2 separate regions of the Homo sapiens genome follow, and region 1 is linked to region 2. The links are chromatin contacts, found by Hi-C or POLR2A ChIA-PET in ENCODE. All regions are on one chromosome and are shown on one strand. Each heading gives the region's core, a stretch centred on a gene start or an enhancer-like site at or near the end of the contact. The rest is flanking DNA. Distances are from core to core; before and after follow the strand shown. Region 1 overlaps BMP5 (bone morphogenetic protein 5). Region 2 overlaps BMP5 (bone morphogenetic protein 5).

Evidence for each region. Hi-C counts contacts between places; a loop is a spot of excess contacts on that map. ChIA-PET counts read pairs that join two places held with the same protein, here RNA polymerase II (POLR2A). Pooled maps may share reads with other maps.
Region 1: a loop to region 2 is called in a map of mammary epithelial cell, with 4 times the contacts of the local background. The contact joins two enhancer-like sites. A Hi-C loop is called at or near these places in 4 of 168 maps with a recorded cell type or tissue (PC-3, Panc1, left cardiac atrium and 1 more), 11 of 37 single-sample maps with no recorded cell type and 6 of 50 pooled maps. POLR2A ChIA-PET finds 5 or more read pairs at or near these places in 2 of 52 experiments (MCF 10A and OCI-LY7).

Annotation. Positions count from the first base shown.
Region 1 is chr6:55,866,015-55,873,359 of GRCh38, reverse strand. All of the region lies in intron 1 of BMP5 (bone morphogenetic protein 5), which reads left to right. Among named protein-coding and RNA genes, the nearest start is that of BMP5, 5.9 kb to the left of the region's middle. Within about 2 kb of position 4,209, at least 4 of the 41 ENCODE cell types and tissues checked have a DNase peak (open chromatin) inside an H3K27ac peak, as active enhancers do; they include Panc1 and mammary epithelial cell, where a contact is called at or near this core.
Region 2 is chr6:55,822,609-55,829,433 of GRCh38, reverse strand. The region is part of intron 1 of BMP5 (bone morphogenetic protein 5); the gene reads left to right. Among named protein-coding and RNA genes, the nearest start is that of BMP5, 50 kb to the left of the region's middle. Within about 2 kb of position 3,558, at least 3 of the 41 ENCODE cell types and tissues checked have a DNase peak (open chromatin) inside an H3K27ac peak, as active enhancers do; they include Panc1 and mammary epithelial cell, where a contact is called at or near this core.

The sequences.
Region 1 (7,345 bases), core at 2,960-5,459, 43 kb before region 2:
TCCACTGGGAAGAATTGAGAACTTTATGATGTTATAGCTTTTAGAACTTTGTTTTAAAAATGCAATCTGCTTTGACTTAAAATTAACATGTTTTATTAAACACTTAATTAAAAACTTCCTCATGTAACATCTCAAAGGAAATATTCTTTGAAAAGTCAGATTATCAACAAATCTTAATAACACATGGATGCTTTTATAATATATGTTGCTTAATATACTCTGCTCATTTGCTCTTAGCAATCCTAGCATGAAGGATAAGGTACTTAATAAATCGTACGTTTTATGTTGCTAGAGACAAAGGTCTCATTATTAAGTGAGTAAGTCATAATTTGTTGCACTAATCAGGTGTCCTGGAGGCCTTTTCTTCTACGTATAATTAACAGACTTCACATGGAACTTTTTAGTCATTAAAATATAGCTTAATTTCAAATTAATGTGATTGCTTTTACCTAGTATAAGGGATATGCAAGTGTAGCTTGTGGTACATTTTGCTTTGTAACATTTCTAAAGTATTATTCAAGAATTTAAAGTAGTTTAAATATTTTAATAGAAAAATTTCAACCTAGCAAAATTTATATATTCATAAACCATTGAGAAAATCAGGTCATATCATCTAAAATCTGACAAAGAAGCATATGTATGTTACATATTTTAATAAACGATAGCTCAGTCATGAATGTCATAATATATTTTATTAGAATTGCTCTGATCATTCACAAGAGAAGTGTAAGCATGATTTTTGGATTTATGTGTTTACTTTTTATAAATCTACATAGAGTAAGAAAGTCAAAACCAATAATAGTTTTATTCATTGATTCCTATAACTTTTTTATTATTGAGAAACACATTTAAAAATAAATGACATTTTGGTTACATTGTTCAGATTATAATAACATAGCAGTTTATTAGTTTATTGCCTATATGAAGAAATACAATTATTCATTTGACTCTAGAGAAACAATATTAGCTATAAGCTTTAGAGAAACTGTGTGTTTATTTTTATCATGCTTGAACTTCTGAGTAGTGCTTTATATTCAATAACAAACTATGTTGTTTCTTCTTTATTTAATAATTCCAAACTAAATGTCTTACATGAAATTACTGACAAACTGATTCTGATACTAGGTGAGTTTTTCTTGGTAGACTTTAAGGAAAATTAAACCACAGTTTAATTATCCTTTGATCATGCCTTCAAATACATTCAAGATTTATAGTTGATCACTGCTTAGTAAAAAGCTTCAACTTTTGCATTTCTTTTATAATCAAATAAATAAATAAGCATACTCAGAAAAGGTGAAAGTGTAATAACATTATTAGCTGCAATAAGAGTGCCAGTGCTTTTTAAATGTAATATCCGTTAGCAAATATTACCTGTAGTTTATTTCATGTTCTTATAAGACTAAAAAGGATTAGATTTTATTTTTTCACTGTCTTAAAAGACATGCATATAGTTGAGACTAAGTACAAATGAGTCACATTAGTAGTAGGCAAGGGATTTGTATTGAGGAAGTCACCTGGATATTTAAATATGTGAAAAGAATCTGTTGACATTTCCCATAATTAGAAGAATTATATAAAAAGGATCTAGTAGCATCCTTTTAAAAAATGCTTGTGTGTTGTCCTTTTCAAGTCAAATAATGGATTTTCCACAGGTACCTTGCCATTCAGAAATTCTTTTTTCAACATAGTTTTGGTCACGAAGAACAATTAAACTTAATCCAAACTCAGAATCATGTTTAACAGAATACCTACTGTTTAAAATTCAGATGAGATTAGCTTTATATTCATAAGTGAAAAATAGATTTGAATTTACTAAAAGCAAAATAAAAAGTAAATAAATTGCCTAAGGCATGCAGACATCTGAATATGAAACCAAACATATCATTTTAACCTTTATTTTAGTGACTCGTTTATTTTGAAGAAACAAATATAAATTATTAACTGTGTGAAGAGAAATATTCCTTCGATCATATTCATTATTCTTAGGCCACTTTTATCAGTCTCATAGTATTAAATTTTACAGATTGAATTCTTTGCTTTTTCCCTAAAACTGTTGAATATCAGTGGAACTTTTGCTTGGTCAATATAATATTATTTTGTTAGTAATAAAAATGTTTTTCTGTTTAGTTTTATTTTCTTTTTTAACCATCTCTTTGTCAAAAGTGCTAAGTGTTAGTATATGTATTAAATACCAGTACAAGTTAAAGACATGATTAGATAATTTGCTTACAATATTTATCTCTTGTTTACACAAATAAAACATGTAGTGTATTTCTAAGATCTTTTAGTTAGAAGCCAATTTTATTTGATTACTTGGTGACATTATCACCATAATGACATAACACTAGATGTTTTAGAGGAAGTAAAAACAGGAAAATTACTTTTATATTATTCTTTGTATCTACATATTCCTCTGGAAAAAGTTGAACTTTGAGTTTATTAATGGTTTTTCTCTTAGATGTATTTCAAGAATACGTTTTAATTCCAAGCACAAAAGTATTTAAATGTGTTGTTAAATTTTTTAAATATAAAAACATATTTAGTCTGTTATCATGAAAGAAAAACGCTTTCAAAAACTAAACCTTTTTTGCCTACTTACCCTAATCATTAAGTTCTCTTGGTACTGGAAGGAAAAAATGCTTTATGTTCTCAGTTGACAGATTTGAAAGACATCATTGATAATTTATTATTGTTTTTGGCTGAATCAAGTGCCCAGTGGAAAGTAATTTATATACAAATCTACCTAAAGATGCCTATCTATGTAGTCTCTCCAACAGAGTTATTAACACTTGTGTAACATAAACACACCCATAAACACATGGAAGTTTTTTTTGAAGGGGGATGGGTTGGAAGGAAAGATAATATAAAGCCATTATAGTATATATTCATAAATTATGCCTGGAGTAACTAATGCTAATAATGGGTAAAGCAACAATCATTCTGTAAAAGTTTTAACTTTTGAAGAGAAAAATATTGCTGAGTGAGGAGACCTTTTTCTCTCTTCTTCAACAACACTTCACATTCATAATCACGACCAACGGGATTCTTTTTCTCCTTTAAAGATGGTTGATTATCAAGTGATTGGCATGACAGACAAACTCTGGGTTGCCAGAGATAGTTATAATCATAGTTTAATTAAATGCTTTTTTTTTTTTTTTCAAATTGTAGTGGTTACTCACAAATATCAAATTTTAAAAGTTTAATGAGACGTATTAGCTGGAACTAAGAAGGACTTGGGACTGCCTCAGCTGCCACCTCTCCTTCCCTTTCATTCTTCCATTTTCTGTAATATCACCACTCTCCCTCCTCCCTTCTCATCCCAGTATTTTTTGGCCTTTCCTCCTTGTTCTTGGTCTCTGTAGCCCCAGGCTCTCTTGGCACCCCTCTCCTTACCACTCCCACACTTCCTGGGGTCTGCCTTTCGTCCTGGTTTGCTAGAGGCTTAAATTAGTTGAAAATCAATTAGTTACAGTTTGAGAATTGAGGTACACTCTCCTGTTTTCTCTCCAGTTGAGAAGGAAAAGGTTATGATGTGCCAACTGCAGCCTCCACCCACTGGGAGAAAAGCTCCCCAGGGCATCAGAGCTGCCCTGGCTCTTGCCATCCCCTGTAATTGTTTCTCCATCATCCCATTCTTCTTTGCCTCCTCATCTCTCCCTAAGGATCCCATTGACAGAATTTAATTGTGTTTTGCCTTTATTTTATAAAATAACATTTAAAAGGGAAAATTTCAAGAAAAGTAAAAGAAAGAAAAAGAAATCAACAATGAACAAAAATAACACTCATCAAACATGCCATTCCTGTTTAGTTTATAAAAAGCTTTTGTGTTTATTATCCTTATTTAATATTCTGTCACTTCCATGAAGAAATTATTTTTTTTTGAAAAGAGATAATGAGAAAGAATAAAGAGACGAAGAGTGAGATATAGAGGCATACAGGAATAAGGATGAGACAGAGAAAGAAAGAAAATATTTTTGAAAAAGAGCCTGAAAGAAAGAAAAGGAATGAAATGAGTCATTAAAGGCTGGTTTTTCAGTTGTACAGGTGGAGGAGATGCTGGGAAATCCTCAGTCTACCTCATACCAAACAGCAGCTAATTCAACATCCCCAACCACATCAGCTCGAGGGGAAAACCCTTTCATCCTTACACACTAAAATACCGAAGTGGGGAAGGAGGGGGTTGTCTCAGTATGTGTGTACAAGGAGCATACAGACAAGCTACTCACATTTACAGTCATAAATAATGTAGTAGCTCAGCTTTAAAAAACCACAGGTTAAAGGAAGAGGCTTCCCTGACGCACAGGAGAGGGGCTGAGATCAGAGGAACCACTGAAAGGGTTGGAGAGAAACAATGAATCCCTTGTTCTAAGTAATATTTATGAGTGCTTCTTTGCACCTTAAGTTCATATTTTATTGGCTGGGCCGTGGGGTTTCCCCATTTGCTCATCTCTTAAAATAATACCCTTGGCTAAGATATCCTTTAAAACACACTAGTCAGCCCTGACAAACAGCTCATTTATTTAGAGGAAAAAGGGATCTGTTTTGATTTTGATGTCAGATTGGGATGTTTAAGATTCAGCTCACAAAGTCTGACAGTAAGATAAAAATAATGGTGGAGTATTCACCTGACTTTTTCAGAGATGTTTAAAACAATCTGCATAACCAAGTAGTAGTAACACCTAGTTTGTATGAGTCTTGACCAAGAAGCTGTGGATAAATGATAATTTTAAAAGGCAGAAACAAAATCTATGAAAATGTACAATGTTTAAAAAGAGAAAAAAATACTATTTGTAGATTAGTAAGAAAGGTCTTTAGTGGTTTGGGGAGAAAAAAACAACAAAAACAAACAAACAAAAAACCCCATAAATCAAAAAGAATGCATTAACCTCGGCTTGGAAGGCAGTGAATTAAATACATATTACATAACTCTTAGAAACTAAAACCTTGTATAATTCTGAATAGTTGGATGTTGAAATTAAACTGGAGGTTGTGCTGTTTTATGACTTCTAAGACAATGAAGATCCTTGTCTTCAATATTGTGTTTGTTCAATTTCTTTCTAGAAAAAAAATTAGCAACTTTTATTGTTCTTGTTAAACAGGTTTCCTGGAGTTGTTAGGAATAAAGAAAATAGTTTTAAAATGTCAGGATCAACAGATGTAAATCCTATTTAGATTTTATTCAGGACTATAACACATGTCTAAATCAAGAAAAGATTTATTAACATGTACAAAATCCTTCAGCTATTTTAATGCTATAATGACATGAAAAGTTCAATGTTATTTGTTGTTCTGACTCTGTGATTACCCTTTCTATATAGGAGACACAGCCATCTCCAGAATCTTCAGTTCATGGCATATTACTGCTCACATGACTTTAAAGTTCAATTATAAATTAAATTTAGTTGCTTTCTTTTCTGTGCTTCCATGGCAGAAATAGAGTAGTATACAGGAAGCCAGAATGCTTGGATTGGAATCCCATATTCCACGCTTACTAGCAGCGTGAACTTGAGCAAGTTATTTAAATTATTTGTGCGTCTGGTTGCTTATCTAAAAAGTGCAGATAATAAGATCACCTTCCTCGATGAATGTTGAGATAATCTGCATGAGCAGCTACATAATCTGTGGACCCTGATGCAAATGAAAATGCAAGCCCCTTATTCAAAAATTATTAAGAATTTCAAGATGGTGGCAGCAGAGTATTACACCAAGAGCAGGGCCCTTCTAAGCCCGGGACCCTGTGCAACTGCGCAGGTCACTTGCCCGTGATGCTAGTCCTACATGTTTGATTACATGTTGTGGCAACAGAAACCATGTCCCATTCATCCCTTCCCGCCTGCCCCACCCACTGAGATGTATCAGCATTTCCAGAAGAAAAGAGACAGAATGTGCAAACTGAATTATTTAGGAGAGTTTAAATGATGTTATAATGTTTATAGTGTTGTGGGCAGAGGTTTTGTTTTGTTTTGTTGCAGCAAAACAAGGGATCATATAGTATCTTGGGATGGCAGGGTAGCCTTCACTACTCCTGGGCAGGGGGCATAGTTACCAGAAAGCTCAGAGGAGAGATATGTGGGGAAGGTGCCCTGACAGAAACTGTGGCATTGGGAGAAAGATGCCATGCATCTAATCCTTAGATACTCAGCGGGGGGGATACAGATACCAAGGGATAAATACCCAGACCATATGCTTTGGTCTTCCATTGGTTCACCCTCACTGAAAGCCAGAGAGCCACAGAACCCATTGGTGCAGTTCCTAAAAGTTAGTCTTTTGGTGAGAATAGCAGAATAGGGAAATGTGGAGAGTGGATCTTGAGGTACAAATGGAAGATATTTGGCACAAGTAGATAAATAAACATTGGTTGTTTAGTCAGCAAGTGTTCTAGAATTACTTCAATTTCAGTGCAAGTTACTGATATATATGTTAATCTTTGTATTATTTAGTTAATTTATAGTAAAATTCAAGAGAGAATAATAATTTAGTGTGAGAGATAATTACTTCAGGAGTTGGTGAAATAAAGTGGTAAATATAAGCATGGCATGCTGAAAGAAAAAATCCTTAAATTGTACATGGGTCAATAATTTCAGGTGATATATTAAAACCATTTTAGAGAAAATTGAAATTAAGAAACAAAAATTACCCAGAAAACAGAAGCCCCTAAAACAAGAAAAAGCAGCACTTTCAGATCACAATATGAACTGCGGACTGCAATTGCCAATGAAAAAATTCAGTATGGGAACGAGAAGAATATATGCAAGTATGTAGAGCAAAATGAAGAGCAATATATTTTTCAAATCCCTGTTTATTGTCAATTGTATGCCATACCTCCTGAGATGATCCACGACTGTGTGTTAAAGCTTTTTTGAATTCTGAGTGGAATCATATGATATTCTCACATGCAGCATTCGCATTCCATAGTTAATGTTGCAGGCATAAATAATGTTAGAATGAGGTAGATAGGGATTATTGTCTTTCTTCTTTGCTACCTTTATTCTCCTCTGGCAGACCATCTGTGACTCAGAGAGGCAGAATTTAGTAGTGGAGCAGGTATGTCAGCTATTTAGTTCTCATAAATAATCAAGCACTAAACCTTGAGGCCAGAGCCACTCCCTGCCCTTCAATCACAGAGAAACACTGAATAGAACAACTCCTTTCCAGTACAGTTTGTGTTTTCCATCAAATTTGCTACAGTTGGAAATTTCACTTATATAATTATTAAAAGAGGAAGAGAGGGTGCAACTCAGAAACTGTGTAGGCTCTTCTGCAAATAACCTTGATGCAGACACACAAAAGACTTATTTATCTAGTGGGGAAGCAATGAAGGTTATTAATTAAATATGCTTTATGT
Region 2 (6,825 bases), core at 2,309-4,808:
AGGGGTTCTGCTTTTGAATTCACTGGAATGGCAGAGTCTGGATTTAGCCTTCCTTATGAAACAATAAAAAAAAATCTGAAAAAAAACAAGAAAACCAACATATATTCCTATATTTATTTATTATACATGTATATGAATACCTGCTGTGTGCTAGGGATTGAGGTAAGGAAGAGTGTACGGTAGTAAGCAAAACAAAAGTGCTGCTGTTATCAAGCTTACAATCTACCGGGGGAGACATAAAGCAAATAATCACTCCTTAGGAAACAAACGTGGGCCACTTGCAGTTCTTGCCTAAACAGAACAGAACATCAGCTACTCCTATATTAATTTTAGAGTGTATATGTAATATATTCTTATAGTTTTATTCCTAATCTTAGAAACCTGTAAAACTAATGTGTCTCTATTAATTATATATTATTCCATATGATAATCACATTTCTTTGTGATTATACATCCATGTACCAAACTTCACTGATGCAACCCATTTGGCAGAAAAATTCATAGTTTGTCTTTTTGCAAAATGACAGATTGAACCACAAATTGAACTTGAGTGAACTCTATTATATTATACCAATTTAAAATTAAAAGTGGGTGATTTCAGATATTTATTTGTTTGTTCAGCTATAAAAATCCTCATATCCTTTAAACTATACAAACTGTGTCTTAAACCCACTCCATTTCCCCCATAGAGAAATATTGAGCAAATAAAATATACTTGTCAACTTCTTTATTTTTTCAAGTGTTTTTTTCATTGAGTATAATTATTTTTTTCTAAATAAAATGTTCCTAAAATATACCAAGATAAACATTGAATACACTAAAAATGTGATTTTTTAAAAACAAACTTTCTTTATTATGTAAATAAAATATGCAAACTCCAACTATTGATATACTTAGGGTGAGTGGCTTCACTTTGACATCATATGTAAAATGGCATGGAGATTACTTGTAAATTATAATCTAAGGAAGTGAGAATGGATTTCAAGCTAGGCTAAGAGCTGTTAAAGGGGATAATAGACTTTTGATGTCTGTCTTTTCACAGTAGCACAATAGCTAATTCATGTGACTTCTGACCTTTTAGTGTCTTGTAACCAAGTATTGGCATTAATCTACTACTTATCTGTCACCCACCACATTTGATAGTCCCAATCTCTGTTTTCAATTATCAGTCATTAGAGAAGGCACTGAGCAATTTCAGAAGAAAACTCACAAAACCTTTGACCTGTTTTTGTCATGTAACCACAAATATTCACTGTAGATAAACTATCAACTCACTGATTTCAAGATGTAAAGGAAAGTCTTTTGTGTACATAGACTTACTGTAACCTCTATCACCTAAAGGTGGTTAAAAACTGTTTTATTTTACTGATGGAGCAGAAGAATTCACAAGATCATTTAGTGAAATCTGGTGAGATTAGAATGGTTGACCTCTAGCTGCCAGACAATCTGTAAAAGGAACAGATTTTTTCCACTAAAGAAAATGTAAGAGCTAAATATTGACCAAAAGATGGCTATCAGACAGTTATGCCTTTATTTTAAGTTGTTACAGGTAAACACAAAACATTCTCAAATATTTGTACATAGTGTCATTGAAATCTGTTATTTGTGTAGTAAATATACTCATTCATCATTAACCATTTTTCATTATACAGAATGAATCAGTCAAGTACCACCCTTTGTGGGTATTCTAAGCTAATTTTTGACATTTAATATTAACGTTTAACTCAAAAAGATGTGTATTTGCTTCTAACATTCACTTAATAATTTTTCCTTTCTAAAATGCTCATAATAAAAACAATAGTAAACTATGTGTATACTTCGGAATGCATTGTTATCCTCAGTGATAAAAATAACTTAATGACTTTAAGACTTAAAAAAAATTTGTAAGAACCAGTAAATTTGATTACACTGATATTTCTTGGCAATTTGTGAACCTTCAAATATGTGCTACGTGTTCCACCAATATATAAACAAGATGTCAAGTAAATACAACTATTTTTTATCTATCCACTGTTGTAGGAACCTAGCCTGCAGGTTTTTTTTTAACTCCATAATAACAAACATTTTTAAAAAAACCACAATGACATCTAGCTTCTAGAAAATTATATTAAGATACCAAATGATTAATTTACCTCTGCTTCCTAAGAGCACTCAGGTCAGAGGAAAACCCTTCCTCTTAGAATTTTCTACTATATTACTTAACAATCCTAATGAGTCCTTTCTAACAGCCTTTTACTGAGATTTGCTGTGGCATCCATCTCATAATACAAGCTGAAACAAGTCAATACACCCAACTTTGTTCATCTGCAAGTGTGTTCCCAGTGTTCTATTGTCTCCACAACACTGACTTAAGGTAGAGGAAAAAGGAAGAAACTAAATGCATAGGAGGAGAGAGCACGCTAAGAATGAGCATAGGAGCTTGGGAGTAAGGCTAAAGCAGAAACATTGTTCTGGAATGGAATAGGAAAACTTTGCCCTGAGACAGATGTAGCAGTTGTTATTAGTTGAAACTTTCATGCAAAGAATATTAGGAGTAATAAGACCTAGATATTATCTCTGGCTTTGTGATAACTAACTCTGTGACAGTGAGAAAGTTAATATTGTTTATCTGTACCATGAGGGAGATAATGGAAGCTCCACCTTGTTGGATCAAATTAGGGAAGAAACAAAAAATTAAAATTTATTAATTATATTAACTCCTTCATTAATTAATTTATTGCTACAATTGTTTATTTGTTATTAATTTAATTATTAAATATATAATTTTCATACCAATGCTTGGTATGCATAGCTGTTATCATTACAGTATTCTAAATAATCACTGAAAGCTCATTGCTAGGCCTAATTTAAAGAAAACAGGAACACCTTGAGACCAACTTCATTCTAATTTTAGAGCTTTATGTAAGGCTTAATTCTTGTTTCTAAACTATTATATTTTTAAAGTAAACTAATATTCAATCAACAATTAAATGTCTTAATTTTCAAAATTATATGCATTATATTTAAATTGATTTTGAAAATCAATTTGTTTAGTTATAGTAGAATATTACAATTATTTAACTATCTAATAATTCTTTGAGATTTTGCTTCTTTATAAAACTGTATTCATGAAATATTTATGAGTAAGAGGATAATAACTGTAGAAAATTTGAAAGTCAATTGAAATTATCCTTTGAAACAAAACATTCAGGGAGACAATTTTCTTTCATTCAGGTCACATATTACTGTGTATTAACAGGCTCTTAAGACTTCTGGAATCTGGAGTTTGCCACACTCTCTGGAATGGTTATCCATTCATGGAAAACATGTACATATTCTTTCACTGACCAATAAATAAGTCTTTATAGAACTAGGTTTATGTTTTTTGGTGGACTAGTTAGCGAAGGATATCTTGGAAAGTGATGCATCTTGGTAGTCACATGATATCATTGCTTTTTTTTCACTTTTACAATGCAACACAGATTAGTAATAATTCTATGAGTAATCTCTTAATGATTTTTTGCACTCAGCAGCAAACAATGATCTGTATTCTTTCAACAGCTGGCTAGGCTCCTGGGAGAATGCTATCTTTGCCTTACAGCTACTGCTGCTATTTGTGTCTTCCAAGTTACAGCTCTTGTGTGGGAGATTAAGACTGATTGCCCATGAATGCATCTCCTTAAAACTGCAGATAAATCACTACATAGATAAAACTGTAATCCTCTGTTAATTAATTCTACTCTTCAGATAATGTAGACATGAAAATATTTAGCCCAGGACAATTTCATCCAGTTTCTATTAGTGATAAAGTCATTCAGAGAGATATCTGCTTGGGAGGAAAAAAAAAACAACTTCTATCAGTCATTAACTTCTGTTAACTTGTATCTCAACAATAAAAGTCTTCAGTGTGTGTTTTAAACAGAGTTTAACCTTTGCAGAACTTTGACAATTCAGAGCACTTAGGACATAGTTTGGTGCTTATATAAAGGCAATTCTGCTTCTTTTCACTATCAGTCCATTAATCATGGGATGTGAATAATTTGATTCATATTTTACATCTTGTATGCTTTGATGTTACCACTTTTTAAACCAAAATATAATAATAAATTATTTCTCTTCTTCTAGCAGTGCAGTTGAGTTTTCTATTTCTCTAGATAGCTCTGTAATTTCACATAGTTTGGAGTACACACAAAGAAACCTGCTCCCTAGAAGCAGAAGGAAGTGTGTTTACCATCATTGTTGTGTTTGTGATTTGGGTGGTAAAATGCATACGTTTTGCTGAAGTTTTGATGTTTTATTTTCTGTGAGTTTGTGTATGTGTGTGTGGGTATAGGAAAGCAACTTGTTTTAATTTTTTTAGAGAGCGCTGTTGGCAACCATCAGCTCTAATAAATAAACAACCCTATGTTGATGGACTTATTTGAATGGAATAATTTTACATGATAATATTTGGGATGATCTACACCTCCATCCATAAAGTGTATCATTGTAAAGTTTCCTTTTTTCATTTTTATGGTGATATTAAATGGCTTACACCTGGAAATCTTCAAAACGTGTGTGTCATAAATGACAACGAGAGAAGAGTCTGGGATTAGTGAAGTCTATGTATGGCTGTTTGCAAAATGCACCCCCCTCTTGGTCTTGTTAGACAGGTCAGCACATGTAAGAATTTGAACAGGCTGCTGTGGTCTCCTTTTAAATACAATTATTAGAAGCAAATTGATTGACACAAGTGTTTGTTACTAAACACTCTTTCTATTCTCACACGAGAGAAATGTCATTTTTGGTCTGAGATAAGGGATGGTACTAGGAAAAAAAGCATTAACCCCTGATCTCAGTGTGTCTTTACTCTGTGTCCTTCTATCCCCTTTAACAAGTCTGGGTCTGGCTTAAATGAGCCAAACCTTCTGCCTTTTTGTTTGTCTTGTTTTATTTGTTTTTATATGGTAATTAAGAGATGCTTTTTCACCACCAAAGAGGGAATGTGTTTAGGGCTTTTATGGAGTCTTGTGTATCTATATCTGATAAAACAGATTTTACTGGAAATACTGGTAAAGATTCTGGAAATTCATGGTATTTGGTTGATGTAAAATATACATTAAGGAATGAATTAAAAGGGCCAAATACATGAATCTCAAAGCCAATAATAGTATACACTTCTCTGTTTTTTTTTCTTCTCATTTACTTGTGTATCTTTTAACCTTCCCAAGTCATTTACCACTGCAGTAGGTTATAGCATACTGTAATATACAGAAAGACAGAATGCTTAATATTTGCCAAATTTGTCACAATGTGAATAAGACAAAGATCTTTCTTAAAAAGCTGACATTTAAGGAGTGTTAAATGTGTGTGTTTGTTCTTTTTCATCTACTTTGGGAGTTTTGATTTTGGTAGCAGCTCTGGTAAATAAAAGGTTGGGTATGAAGGAATTCTGCCGGTGAATCACAATTATGTCAAAATTAAAAGCTATAATTAAATTTCAACATATGGTTGTAGTGAAAGTATGATGTTACATTAACATATATAGTATATAATACTCAAATTATATAATCATTTGTTTATTCATAAAATATTCCTTAGATAAGAAATGTAATCAATATTAAATAAGTGAATAAAAACACATGTGCTAAGATAAAGATAGGAGGAGGTGTGTTCTAAAAGAATGAACTGAGTCCAGAAAGAATGGCATGTCTTTATTATGGGAGCATCATAAAGGGAAGGGGAAGGGTTCTTTGGAGAGAGGATAACGAAAGCACTGAAACAAGGTCAACTTTCCCAAGAAATAATTAGATTGAAAACATAACAAAACAAAACAATATTCAGAAAAACACACTCCGGCTGTGTTAATGAGGGCTTAGAAATTGAAATCCTGGGATGAAATCTGTTATCTTTCGATTACAAGTTTTGGGCTCTTTGACAAGTTATAAAACTAGTGGACTTAAGTAGGGTCACGGGGATTAAATGAAATATGTACCACACAAATGATACTTAAATAAGTTACCATGGCTTCAGCCAAGGGGGAATGCAGCAGGAGTTGCTGAGTGGAAAGAGATGACTAGATTTTGACCCATTCATGCAATTTTTCATTCAATTAATATTTATTAAAAGATTTCTCTGGATTATGTATTGTGATGTGTTAGATGCTATATACTTTTTGGTGATCAAATTCCTTATTCTGTTCTTCACTTTTTTGTGTACTGCTGAAAGACATTGTTTAAACTAACAATGAACTAGCCTCTAAGTGCAGAACAGTAGGATGTCATTATGTAGGTGGTATAGGTATTGAACGAAGATTTATAATAAACTTTAGGAGACAGACATCTGTTACTATGTAGCTGTCATCACCCAATTTCTTATTCTTAAGTCAGGGATATTAATATTTGCCACCTCCCTAGTGTTACTGTTTGAGGTAACTGAGATTACATTGTTGAATATTTGTGGGCATCATTAGGCTGTAAGTCTTATTCCATTACTCATTCCAATATGTCCCATGGAATTTATTGTTGCAATTATGATTCAAAGCAGTAGGATATAAGGATTTGAATCACCAGACAAGTCTGCAATGCAACTTCGTTCTGTGTGGTATATTTAATATAAAATTTTATTAAACTCTTTGAAAATGAGTCCCCTTAAGGGTTTAAGTTAAATAGCTTGGATTAGAAAACTGAAATTTTATAATAATGGCTGAAATTCTAGCTTTCTACTTTATTACACTAACATCTCACAGGGGATTCCAGAACGGTAGATTACATAACATGAATTCAATACTCATCTGCATTAAGCAGGTGCACACTTTAGGTTGGATCCTAGCAAACTCATGTCTTAGCCTTTATTTTTAGGACTATA